2 separate regions of the Homo sapiens genome follow, and region 1 is linked to region 2. The links are chromatin contacts, found by Hi-C or POLR2A ChIA-PET in ENCODE. All regions are on one chromosome and are shown on one strand. The core of a region is the stretch at or near the end of the contact, and the rest is flanking DNA. Distances in the headings are between cores, read along the strand shown.

Region 1 (6,158 bases), core at 1,364-3,863, 320 kb after region 2:
TTGGCCAGGCGTGGTGGCTCACACCTGTAATCCCAACACTTTGGGAGGCCGAGGCAGGTGGATTGCCTGAGGTCAGGAGTTTGAGACCAGTCTGGCCAACATGGTGAAACCCTGTCTCTACCAAAAATACAAAAAAATTAGCCAGACGTGGTGGTGTGCACCTGTAATCCCAGCTACTCGGGAGCCTGCAGCCTCGACCTCCCGGGCTCACGCGATTCTCCCACTTTAGTGTTCCAAGTAGCTGGGACTACAAGCACATACCACCATGCAGGCTAATTTTTTAATTTTTTACAGAGATGGGGCCTCACTCTGTTGCCCAGGCTGGTCTTGACATGTTCGGATTTTTAAATTCAAGAGTTTAACATGTTTTAGCCGGGCGTGGTGGCTCACGCCTGTAATCCCAGCACTTTGGGAGGCCGAGGCAGGCGGATCACCTGGCGTTGGGAGTTCAAGACCACCCTGACCAACATGGAGAAACCCGTCTCTACTAAAAATACAAAATTAGCTGGGTGTGGTTGGCCTGTAATCCCAGCTGCTCGGGAGGCTGAGGCAGGAGAATTGCTTGAACCCAGGAGGCGGAGTTTGCAGTGAGCCGGAGGTCGCGCCATTGCACTCTAGCCTGGGCAACCAGAGCAAAACTCCGTTTCAAAAAAAAAAAAAAAAAAAGTTTAGCATGTTTTAAAACTCTTCATGGAAATCATGGTAACTTAGTAGCTTTTCTGCTAAGACCAAAGTGACCATGAGTGCTTGCACCTCTCTAGTTTCCACAGACTTTATTCCACACATGCCGGAGTGTGGAGTTGTCACTGCTCTGCAGGGCAGATCCTCCCTGCTTTTGGCCATGATACAGGTGATACCTGGTCCACCCTCTGCTGCGATGGAGAAACTGAGGAGGTCATCTCCCCCTGGCAGCACTCCACTCACTGCATCTTCTCAGCTGCTAAGGAGGTCCTGGGGGCATTGGAGAGTTTTCTGTTTTGAATGGGTATTTCGTCCTCAGCACTCTTCCACAGGGCAGAGAACATCATTTTGACCCAGAAGACCATGCCTGACCAGGTCAGGAAGTATACCTGGATCTCAGGCTGTTCTTGGGACCAGATGATGTGATGGGTTGCTCACATTGCCAATCTGGCCAAACTGAGTGCTTAAGCTCCACAGATTGGGCATGCAGTTAAGGTGGCCTTTTCTCTGCAGTTTACTTTTGAAGCTAGACTTGCTTTTGTGGGTGGTCACGTTTTCCTCTTTTCGGGCAGGGCGTTAAGGAATAGAAAATGCTCAGGAGGTCCTCACCCTGGCCTGTAGGGTAGTGCCTTGGAGAAGCTGAGCCTAATCACAGCTCTGGCTAGGGAGAGGTGGACGCAAATGCAGAAGCCCCAAGCCTGGGTTTCTGCAGAGTAAGGCTTGGGAACTTCACAAATGAGGGCCCAAGCGCCCAGAGCTGGGGTGGAGAGTGTGTCACAGATCTGGTCTACAGAAGTTGGATAAGAAACTGGCCTCACCTCCAGAGCCCTCACGGCATCAAGGGTGATGCTGGTGTTCCTCGCACCTGAGCAGCAGTCCTGAGTACCCTAATTAGACCCTTTTGACATCCGGCCCGGAAAGCTCTTCCAGGTGAGCATACCCAGAATAGGATCTGGGAAGCTCTTAATTATATGTACCCAGCTCAGCAAAGGTTGGGTGGAAGCGTCTTCCCTAGGGGAGCCATGGCCAGGCATTAATAGGAGCCAGCCCTCTAGCAGCCTCAGATTGACTTCCCAGCACCCGGAAGGGCACCTCAACCTGTCCCACACTGCTGGTGCTTAGAGTTACCTGTCAAAGCTGCTCAAGGCTCTCCCATGTGTGCTGTGGACCACGGCATCTGTTGTCAACACCAGCGTGGCCTTTCCTATGAACATGAAGCTGAGGGTTCCTGTGAATGTGAGGGTCTGAGCCAGCTCCTCAGAGATGGAGGCTCCCTCCTCTGGCCTCACCTGTTACCAGCATACCTAGCCAGGTGACTGCAGCCTTCACCCTGCATCTAAATTGATGGCCCCAGTCCTTGAGGTTTGACAGGCTGTTATCTTGGGCCCAGGTATCCTGCAAGACCATATTTGGGTGATCCTTCTGGTTTGGAAGCACTAGGATCCCAAGCATCCTCCTGACTGGCCCATCAGGGTTTACTCCAATCCCAAGCCCGGTTAAATGTGCTGTGTGCTGCCCATAGGGCCACCATTCCTCTTAGTCCTGTGTGATGTTGAGATGCTGTGAGAGTAGTGCAATCCTCTCAATCAGGGGAACCCAAATCTTGAATTTGAACGGTGCTCTTACTGAACTAGAAGGAGCCTCCAAGGATTCCCAAGTCCAGACTGCCCTTGGCTGGGACAGCTGCTACAACGTGCAAGGCTTTGAGGGCCGTCCAGGAGCAGCTGTCATGGCTGTGCATCAAACAAGTTTCAAAGCCCAGATGAGCATCCCGGCCTGAGCTAAGCTCCCCAGGCATGCATAGTCTGGCTGGGGGTCTCAAGGGCGCCCAGATCCCAGCCACCCCGATTCCGGAGGAATGAATGCCCTCAGGGACAGGTGGGGTGTGGGGGAAGATTGCCCACAGTCGATACTGGAGGAGGGTACTGTGTTGTTGGTGGCCACCAGGTGGCAGCATTCCATCATCTTTCCAGCCAGGCTGGTATAGGTGGTGGTAAGGAGAGGACTTCCCACCAAGTCCTGAGGTACTGGAGGTTCCCAGGGGCTCTCTCCACGTCTCTGGGACTCAAGGAGACCTGGCTAGAACTTCGGCCTTGAAACTTTCTGGAGTCAGGCAGGTGCCAAGTCTGCCTGCCTTGCAAGTTCCTGAGGGTCTCTGACCCCCAGGGACCCCCTCTGGCTAGATGGGGAAGTCGTCCCCACAGCGCCCAATGGGGCAAGAGCCAGGCTGACCCTGTGCACAGTAGGCACTTCCCTCTCAGCAATTCTTTCTGACCCAGGTAAATAATTTCTGCAGTCGATAAAGTGCATTTCTGCCTCTCACTCCCTTTCCCTACCACGTGCTTATTGACTCACAGAAGCACTGTTGCTAGAGCATCAGATTCTCAGCTTCTGTCCCTACAGCCCATGGGGAGTTGGAGCCCAGCTTGTCCAGGGCTCCCAGATGGAAGCAGGGGATGCCTGTAGTCCTTCACCCCAGTCTCCCAGAAGGTGGCAGGAGGGAGGTGGACTCATGGACTTGGGTTAAGGTCAGAACCCTATAGGGTGGGCCACACCCAGCCAGACAGAACTTTCCAGCAGAAGGTATGAGCCAGGGGCAGGGCCCTCCCATCCTGCTTAGTCCAAGCTGCACTGCCATCCCATTTAAAGAGGAAACTGAGATTCAAAGCTGTTGCTGGACTGGGCTGCTGCTGGCAACTGCTGCCCCATCACCACTCCAGTGCAGTAGAATTGGGTCTCACCTGCAGGTACAAGGTTGAGGTCCAGCCCTGGAGTGAGCTGGGTCTTGGGATGCCTCCCAGTGCCCTGAGGAAAGAGGAGAAAGACAGGGAGAGGCAGGTGAAGACAACCAGAGGCAAAGTGAGGCCTAGAGGATGCTGGAAAGAGAAGCTGGAGGAGTCTGCAGCAGCCACAAGGGGACGGAGGAGGCTGAGGGGGCAAGATAACGTGGGATGGGGCCGCCAGGTCTAGAGGAGTTGGTTCTGCGCTACCCACGGGTGCTGAGATAGGCCTCTGATCTTGGGGTGAATTCTGCACACCAATGGGGGAGGCCGAGGCAGGTGGCCAAGAGAGGAGGGGCTAGGGTGCCTGCTCGCGTCCTCTGCTGCTTTTATGTGCAACGGAGGCTCCAGGAGCCCCTGGCTCTCAGCTCTGGGCGGGCATCACCATCCTGAGTCTGGCTGGACAGGAGCTATTTGAGAATGATTCATGGATGTAATTAAGCCTCCCCCCACCATCCCCTAGTGTGGGCCTGGAACAGGGTCAGGTGCAGGTGTGGGAGCCCTGCCCAGCCTGTCCTGCAGGGTTGGGTTCAGCCTAGGGCCCCCTGGCCCAGCACAGCCTACCACCACCTAAGGGCGCCTAGCCTCAATCTGTAAGACCTGGAGCAAGACAGGGCTGAGCCCAAATCCTGAGAGGCACCAGAGCTGGGGCTTCTTCTCCTTCCTCTTACTCCCCAACTCCTGGGCTGAGGAGCCATCCTCTGCACTCATAAGCATGCCATGTGTACGCACCCACACGCAATGCAGGCCAGCCCTCAGGCATCCGGCTGCAGCAGGCAACATGCATGCTTCCCCATCACCCTTGACATTTGAGGTGGCATTACATCCAGATCCTGCAGACCCCCTCCCTGGTTGGTGTGTGAAGCATGCACACTTGTGCATAACCCCACCCAGCCACTGGCATATAGAAGAGCACACACAAGCCAGACACATTAATGAGCAAGTGTGCAAGTGAACCTGGCTCCTGAGGGGGCAGGAATCAGATGTTCTTGCTACCCCTGAGGAAGGAAACCTGGTCTGGCAGCCTTCTGTGAAGGGAGAGGGAGCCCCCAGGGTCACAGCGTGGCAGAGCACAAGCCGCCACCCAGCAGGCACACCCTTGTGCACACAATGTCATTCTGAGGCTTTCCCCTTTTCAGGTGGGTGGATCTTGGGGGTGTCCACCCAGAACAGGCTTCTGAGCTCACTGAACAGGTCCAAGTCTGCCAGCCATGGCTCAGCTCACTGGCAGAGCTGGAGAGGGGAAGGGAAGACTGAGGAAGGGGCATCATGGTCTCTAAGACTGGCTCAAGGTTCATTACCTTCCCTTCTAACACCTGCAGCCATACCTGCAGTGAGGACAGGAAGGAGAGGGAGCAGCCTCTCCTGTTTCCCTGACAGACTGGGAAGCTGAGGTCCACACCCATCTCATCCAAACCCAGGGCCCCAGTCCCCGATCCAGTCATTTCCATGTGCTGGCATCCTATTAGCTCTGCCATCCCCTCCGCCTGGAAGGCCCTAGGACCTGGGCCTGCCACCCTGCTCAGGTTAGGAGTGTCCAGAAGCAGCTGGGCTCTGCCTCCTCCCTCCACCGTGAATCCCTGAAGACTGGATGGATCTACCTTCCCCCAAGCACATCGGCGGCACCGGCTTGGCTGGGCCTCTCCTCTTATGGCCGGGAGCCCCAGCCCCTTAGCCTCTACCAGACAAACTGAGCAGCACACGTGCCCGAGCCGCCCCCAACCCCGCCCTGGCCCCGGCCCAGGCCCCGGCCCCGGCCCCGGCCCCACCCCCACCCTGCAGATTTTTCTGGTTCTTATTAATGTAAATGAAATGAAATCTGCTCAGAGTGTCCTTAATGGAAAGTGTTCCTGGAATTTGTGCACACGTGGTGGGGGGGGGGACACCCTGAGATTAACTCTTGTGCAGCCAGACCCAGACTAGTCAGGCTGTGGTGACTGGGGCTGGGGTGGGGATTGGTGGGGACCAGGACATTCACTCATCCCCTCCCAGAACTGTGTCCTGACAACATCAAGGATGGCACAGGCTCATCCATATTCTACCCTCTGCCCTGGGACCAGCTGGACAGGTCCGGAAGTGCCTCAGAGCCTCAGGGGAAGGAGATCTTGACAGGAAACAGGGAGTCCTGGAAGGCCTTGATCAAGGAGGAGGCTGGCCAAAGACAGGGGCATAGGGCTGGAGGGGAGAGTTGACAGACTATGCATCTTGTCCTCATCTGGCTCTACCCTGATTTTGAAGGGGGACCCAGGCAGACCCTGCCTCTCTGGACCACCCTACACAGAGAAGGCCCAGCCTCTGAGATCCCCTCCCCCAGCCCCTGCCCACCGCACTCCTGAAACAGATCTGCCAGGATGCTCATCTTCATGACTATGGGACAAGAAGGGGGAGTTTGAGACCCCGGAGTGGATGCCCAGGGCCGCTGGCTGCAGGGGATGGGGATGGAAGAGACTGGACCGAGCTGCTGCGTGCCCACCCCCCGTCCTGCCGCTGTGTCCTCCCCACATCTGGATGCTTGTTCTGGCACAGCCCCCAGCCTGGCCCAGCGGAGCCGCAGCCGCATTCTGCTGCCTCGTGGCCAGGACAGGGATGTCTGCTTCATTGGCGGGGGTAGGGAAGAGTCTAAGATTTCAATTTCTCCCAGGTGTGGCTCAGTCTGGAGGGTGCCTTGGGGAGGCTGGCTCAGAGGCCGGCACCTGG
Region 2 (6,061 bases), core at 223-2,722:
GCCCTGCCCAGGCCTAGGCCCTCCCCTTCGTTGCCTGGATGAGGGCAGGGACTTCCACTCTTATTGCAGAATCCTTTTCTGAAAGCAGCTGGGATTATCTAAACAAGGGCTAGCCCAGGTCATTCCTGCTCAAAGGCCCCCATTGCTCCTCATCACACCAAGAACAAAACCCACATTCTGCTCTAAGGCCGTTAGAGCCTGGTTTTGCTGACCTTTTCCCTCCTGCCACCACCACCAATCACAGACACCTGGGCCTTCTTTATGTTTGGCCCTGTCCAGCTCCTGTCCGTCGGGGTCTCTTCCCTGGCTGCTCCTTCTGCCTAGAATGTTCTTCTTCTCCTTCTTCTCCTTCTCCTTCTTCTCCTTCTCCTCCTCCTGCTTCTTCTTCCTTTCTTTTTTTTTTGAGACGGAGTCTCACTCTGTCGCCCAGGCTGGAGTGCAGTGGCGCGATCTCCGCTCACTGCAAGCTCCGCCTCCCGGGTTCACGCCATTCTCCTGCCTCAGCCTCAGGAGTAGCTGGGACTACAGGCGCCCGCCACCACGCCCGGCTAATTTTTTTTGTATTTTTAGTAGAGACGGGGTTTCACCATGTTAGCCAGGATGGTCTCGATCTCCTGACCTCGTGATCCGCCCGCCTCGGCCTCCCAAACTGCTGGGATTACAGGCGTGAGCCACCGCGCCCGGCCAGAATGCCCCTCTTCTTGATTGCATCTTGATGTCACCTCCTGTGAGACTGACTTTCCCCAAGCTAGCCCACGGCCCTCATTCCCTGGTATTTTCCTGTTGCTGGTATGTCCAGTCTGTCTGCAGCTACACTACCCTTGAGCCTAGCCTGTGTTGATAGAGCAGCCTCAGCACCGACCCTCAGTCTGCACCTGGTACCGGCAAAGGGAATGCCGACGGTCGCGCGTCGCCGCTGGACTCGCGACTAGCCAAGCACTCCCCACTAGAGGGCAGTCCCGTCTAGCTCGGTTGGGACGCGGCTGAGGCCCCGCCGGTGCGCTGCCACAAAGTCCCGCCCTCTCTTGAGTCCTCAGACGGGCTGAACCCCACTTCCATCCCGTTCAGGGAGTGCCAAGGCCAGCCTCACGAATGGGTCCCGTGGGTCAGGCCCCGAGGGTCCACAACCTCTCTGGGTCCGACCATCCGGGGTGCTCTGCCTATGTGCGGACGCAGCACGGCGCCCCGTGAGAGGGACCGCTATTTCACCATTGAACAAACGGGGAGGATGAGGCCCCCGCACGGAGGCGACCTGTCCTGCGTCACGCAGCAAACGCAGGGTCCACTCAACAGTCTGGGGGCTCGGGGGGTCCCCGTACCGGCCCCGTCCGGCTTCCAGTTATGACCCCGCCCTTCCCACCCAGAACCGCGGCGGAGTCGGGAGGGACGCCGGGCTTTAGCCCCGCCCCCTTTGGCCGCGGGGCCGGGGCGGGGCGCGGCTGCCAGATGTCGGGGCGGCGGCGGCGGGAGCTACGGAGAGCGAGGAGTCGCGCAGGCAGGCGGAGGCTGAGGGCGCCGCTGGCCGGCCCTCCCAGCCCTCTCCGCGCGGCTCCGCCGGGGTTCCAAGAGGAGCTAGTAGGTTCGGTGGGGGCCCTGGCATGGACATGCACAGCGCTCGGCTTGACAGCTTCCTTAGCCAGCTCCGCTGGGAACTGGTGAGGCTCGGGAGCGGGTGTGGTTAGTGAGGACGCGTGCGGGATGCCAGGCTGCCGCCCGGCCGGAACAACAGACGGGTGCGGGGTGGCTCCAGCGTGCCGGTCCGAGGCGGGGTGGGGGCGGCGTGGCGCATATGGCTCAGATGGCCCGCGTCGGGTTTCGGACGGTTGGGAACTGAGCTGAGCATCAGATAACAGCATCCAGCTGGCCGTGCTGCTGGAACGGCGCGGGAGGAGAGAGTGGAAGGGGGACTTCTTTGGGGGCGGGGCATGGGGCGGCAAGGGACTAACGAGGTGCTGGCGCTGCTGTGAACGCCCCCTACTTCAGGCTGGCCTATGCCTCCCTTCTCTACCCCTCACCTAGCAAGCGCTCTTTCTGTGAAAGACGCTTTGGGCTTTGGGAGCTGAATCCCCCAATAGGCACGGGATGCCCCTCCAGTCCTGGGCAGGACCTACTTCCCCGTTCAGGCCCGCAACCCTGCCTGCCTGCCCGCCCGCCCTGGTGGCGGGTGCCGACTTGCCCGGCCCTGCATGCTGCAGCCTGCCAGACTGCCACCAGGTCGGTGGATGAGAACCACACCAGCTTCGAGTGCCAGCACCCCTATGCCTGCCCTGTGCTCACTAACACCCTGCTGCCCAGGCCAGCAGGCCTATCTAACCTTCCTGGACCCTCTGTTCTCTGGGCTGGCCTGGTGACAAGTGATACCTCTCCGACTTCTGCCCTCTCTTCCCCTCAGTTGTGTGGTCGGGACACAGGCTCACCCTCAATGCCTGGTCCCCTGCAGCCAACCTCCCAAACTGGCCCAGATGTGCAGCCCAGCCACCAGCTTAGGGCCTCGGGTGCCTTGGAAGAGGACTCAGTCTGCTGTGTGGAGGAGGAGGAAGAGGAGGAGGAGGAAGCAGTGGTGACAGAAGACAGGGATGCAGCCTTGGGAGGCCCCAGGGAGCATGCCCTGGACTGGGACTCTGGCTTCTCGGAGGTGTCAGGCAGCACATGGCGAGAGGAAGAACTGCCTGTATCCCAGCGCCCAGCACCCTCAGCACAGCCCCTTCGTAGGCAGTGCCTCTCAGTCAGTGGCCTCCCCATGCCCAGCAGGGCCCCTGTAGCCAGTGTACCACCTGTCCACCATCCACGGCCCAAGTCCACCCCAGACGCCTGCCTGGAGCACTGGCAGGGACTGGAAGCAGAGGACTGGACAGCAGCCCTACTGAACAGGGGTCGCAGTCGCCAGCCCCTGGTACTAGGGGACAATTGCTTTGCTGACTTGGTGCACAACTGGATGGAGCTGCCTGAGACAGGGAGTGAAGGGGGTGACGGAGGTGGGCACCGTGCCCGTGCTCGGCCCCCTCAGTTCCTGCTTGGCCTCTCTGAGCAGCTTCGGCGCCGGCTGGCCAGGGCTCGGCGGACAGCTATGGCAGGAAAGCGGCTGTCATGCCCACCTCGCCCAGAACCTGAACTGCCTGCGGATGTCTCACGCTTTGCAGCTCTCATGAGCTGTCGTAGCCGCCAGCCCATCATCTGCAATGATGTCAGCTACCTCTGACCCTGCCCTCCAGCCTGGGACAATAAAAGCCTTTTTTCTAGACTGTCCTGGCTCCATACCCCTGAGGCACTAAGAGGCAGCCCCAGCCCTGTGAGGCACTGCCCAGGGAGACAAATCTTCTGAAGAGCTTTTTTTCTCTGTGTGAAGGTCCCTGTCATGCCCATGTCACACCCGTGTGCATTAGTGCACTGTTTTCTATCGTCCATCCTCTCTGCAATGCCTTCCTTTAACAAGCATTTATTGAGTGCCTACTGTGGGCTTACAATGCAGGGCTTGGGATCCGGGGCTCCATTGAGCTAGGTGACAGGGTGGCTGCCTTGTCACAGCTCATAGTGCAGAGGTGGGAAGGCAGTGTCCTCGTCGTCACCCTCACAGCTCAGCTCTAGCACCAACACCCGCTGCCCAGGAGCAGGTGCCTGGCCTGTCAGCTGCTGAACCAGTTCTGTCACCCTGGTAGGGGTGGGTTTAGGGGAGATTGGAGAGGTGAGCCATGGCAAGCAGAAGGCAGCCTGGCATGGACTAGAGAGGGTGCTGGCAGGCCGTCAGGAGCCCAAGCCAGGAGCAGGAGCTGCTCAAGACAGGAAACATCTGAAACTATTTTAGGAGCAGCTGATGAGGCAAGCAGGAGGCAGGAAGCTATGGGTCCCTTGGGAGTGGGCTGTGAAAGGGGGGCTGTGCAGCATGTGGGGAGCCCATGGGGCTGGCCAAATAGGCAGCTCCTGAAGACTCCTCCTCAGGCTCTCGGCCCTCACCCCACCTCCAGCCTGTTTGCTGGCTCCATTTGGGGAAAGAATGCTTGGGAAGGTGTGAGGGGCCCAGAATGGGGCTGGGAAGACAAAAGGCAGTGTGGTCCCTAGCCCCAGCCTCCAGGGACTGGTGGGGCCTGTCTAAAGCCCCAAGTGGGCTCACCTGAGGGGCAGGTGCTGGGCCTGCTTTTCAGGTGACCATCCGGCCGCATAGAGCAGGGCTGAGCCGTGCAGCAGGATCCTCACCCTCAACCCGTGCTGCTCCTAGAGGAGAAAGGTCAGACACCAGCTGGGCCGGGCTGGGCTGAGCCTGGGGGTTGGGGTAGCAACAGGGCACACCTGAAGATGAGCCAGCAGCGACTCCAGGGTCCTCTCAGGCTGCCCAGCTGGTACCTTCAGACGGTCCCAAGAGGTCCACTTCAGGTGATGGAACTGGGATGAGGTAGAGGAGGAGTCAGAGACTTCTTACCTCCCCCCAACCCCCATCCCAGTTACCAGCAGCCTTTCCTAGGGGAAGAGCTGGACTAGCAGGAAACAGGAGCCAGGGGGTGGGGGGTGGGGGGGAGGTGGGATCTGGGCCCAGAGTCTCAGCCCCCTCCCCGTCCAGGCCGGGGCCAGCACAGGAAATGGGGCTATGGGGCCCGCACAGGGAAACAGACGATCCATCACATGGGCCAGTTGTGAGAGTGGGGGATGAGGGGGTGGTGCTTCCTGAGGAAACCCAGAGCAGGGCCCCTGCAGCCTCTGATAAAGCTGCTTGTTCCTCAAAGACAAGGCTGGGAGCTGGGGGGCACATCCTGTCCCCCAATCTTGTATGTACTGCCAGTGCCTTGGGCTACTCATTGGGACACAGGGGCAAAGGGCACAGTGACCACCAGGGCCCCACTGTCCCAGAGACCCCAGCAGGGATACAATGCATAGAGGCTTCCTCCTCCTGTCCCTTCCTTCCTTCCAAGAGTCTTGGGGTTCTGGGACCTAGAGCTAAGGACAGAAGGATGGCTGGCAGGTATCTAGAGACCAGGACAGGGGGTGCTTATCAGCCCCTGAGAAAACACACTGGGGTCAAGCTGAGACTAGGCTAGAGGTGAGATGGGGGCTTCTCCTTCACCTGCTTCACTCTGTGGACAAAGGCAGCCTGTATGCTGGTTAGAGGCAGGGTGCCTCACAAAGGGGCTCTGTGTGCTAGTCCAGAGGGACCCCAGGCTGCTCAGCAGAAACCCAGTGCTGGCCCATGACCTCTGCCCTCTCCCCTCATGAGGGCATTCCTTCTACCCTCATCCTTGCCCCAAGGAAATGCCAACTGCAGAGCCTGGGCACAAGGCTGGAGGCATTCACAGCGCTGCAGTCACAGGAACACAAATGCCCACAAGCCCAGGAACACACACATGTGTGCCCACATGCATCTCCATGCATGCCCACATTGAGGACACAGGAAGATGGGAGCCCTGCACTCCCATCTGATGCACAGATGTGCAAACTTGCTCCTTCCATACCCACACTCCGGGGATGCCCAGACCCCAGTTGCACTCACAACTGTGACACAAATACACTCAGGGCTGCAGACCCCACACCTCTAGTGGCAAGCCTATTACCTTTTAACTCAGCTTGTAGGAGGTAGGCCAGGGCCCCCGTACCATGCAGGGGGAAGCTAGACTCTTTCTGGGGCTGATGCCCTGGTCCCCTCCCCACTACCTACCCCTCAGGGGTACTCCAAGGAAGGAGGGGACTGTGGGGGATGTCTGGCTCCACTAATGAGTTAAAGCTGCAGCTCCCCCAGATCCTGGGCTTTGGAGGATTGGGGGTGGGGATGGCTGACGGCTGCTTCCTGTGTCTGACAGGTCCCAGCCTGGCTTCATAGCAGGAAGAGGGCTGGAGGGAGTCTTCAGGACTTCTGCACAGTCTGAGTTTCAGTGAGAGCCGGCAGCTAGATTGGGGCCTGTATGGGCAGGTGCAGGGGAAACCCAGGCCTAGTAGGGCTAAGGGTGGGGTATCATGGGCTCACCGTCTGGATGGCTGGGGCAAAAGGCATATAGCGGATGAGGTAGTTTTCAGCCAGATGTAGGTAGCTGTGGCGAAAGGCACTACGAGGCCGTGGCCCACTCACCACCTTATACAG

What was found. Hi-C counts contacts between places; a loop is a spot of excess contacts on that map. ChIA-PET counts read pairs that join two places held with the same protein, here RNA polymerase II (POLR2A). Pooled maps may share reads with other maps.
Region 1: a pooled map shows a loop between it and region 2 (5-fold over the local background). The contact joins the enhancer-like site here to the promoter of INKA1 in region 2. A Hi-C loop is called at or near these places in 6 of 50 pooled maps. POLR2A ChIA-PET finds 5 or more read pairs at or near these places in 3 of 52 experiments (AG04450, H1 and Panc1).

Annotation. Positions count from the first base shown.
Region 1 is chr3:50,119,103-50,125,260 of GRCh38, forward strand. It overlaps SEMA3F-AS1 (SEMA3F antisense RNA 1), which reads right to left. Exons shown (of 4, transcript NR_135301.1): 3 at 3,423-3,486. Among named protein-coding and RNA genes, the nearest start is that of RBM5-AS1, 21 kb to the left of the region's middle. RefSeq lists enhancers at 1,196-2,074, 2,075-2,952, 3,938-4,438. Within about 2 kb of position 2,614, at least 3 of the 41 ENCODE cell types and tissues checked have a DNase peak (open chromatin) inside an H3K27ac peak, as active enhancers do.
Region 2 is chr3:49,801,789-49,807,849 of GRCh38, forward strand. It overlaps INKA1 (inka box actin regulator 1), which reads left to right and starts at 1,473. Exons shown (of 2, transcript NM_203370.2): 1 at 1,473-1,655; 2 at 2,393-3,242. The coding sequence starts at 1,605. The coding sequence ends at 3,199. It overlaps UBA7 (ubiquitin like modifier activating enzyme 7), which reads right to left. Exons shown (of 24, transcript NM_003335.3): 21 at 5,948-6,061; 22 at 4,285-4,377; 23 at 4,109-4,209; 24 at 3,421-3,649. The coding sequence ends at 3,520. It overlaps MIR5193 (microRNA 5193), which reads right to left and starts at 4,457; the gene lies at 4,349-4,457. It also overlaps a transcript of CDHR4 not described here. RefSeq lists silencers at 870-919, 1,310-1,749 and enhancers at 4,428-4,722, 4,709-4,988, 5,618-6,061, 5,719-5,888, 5,989-6,038.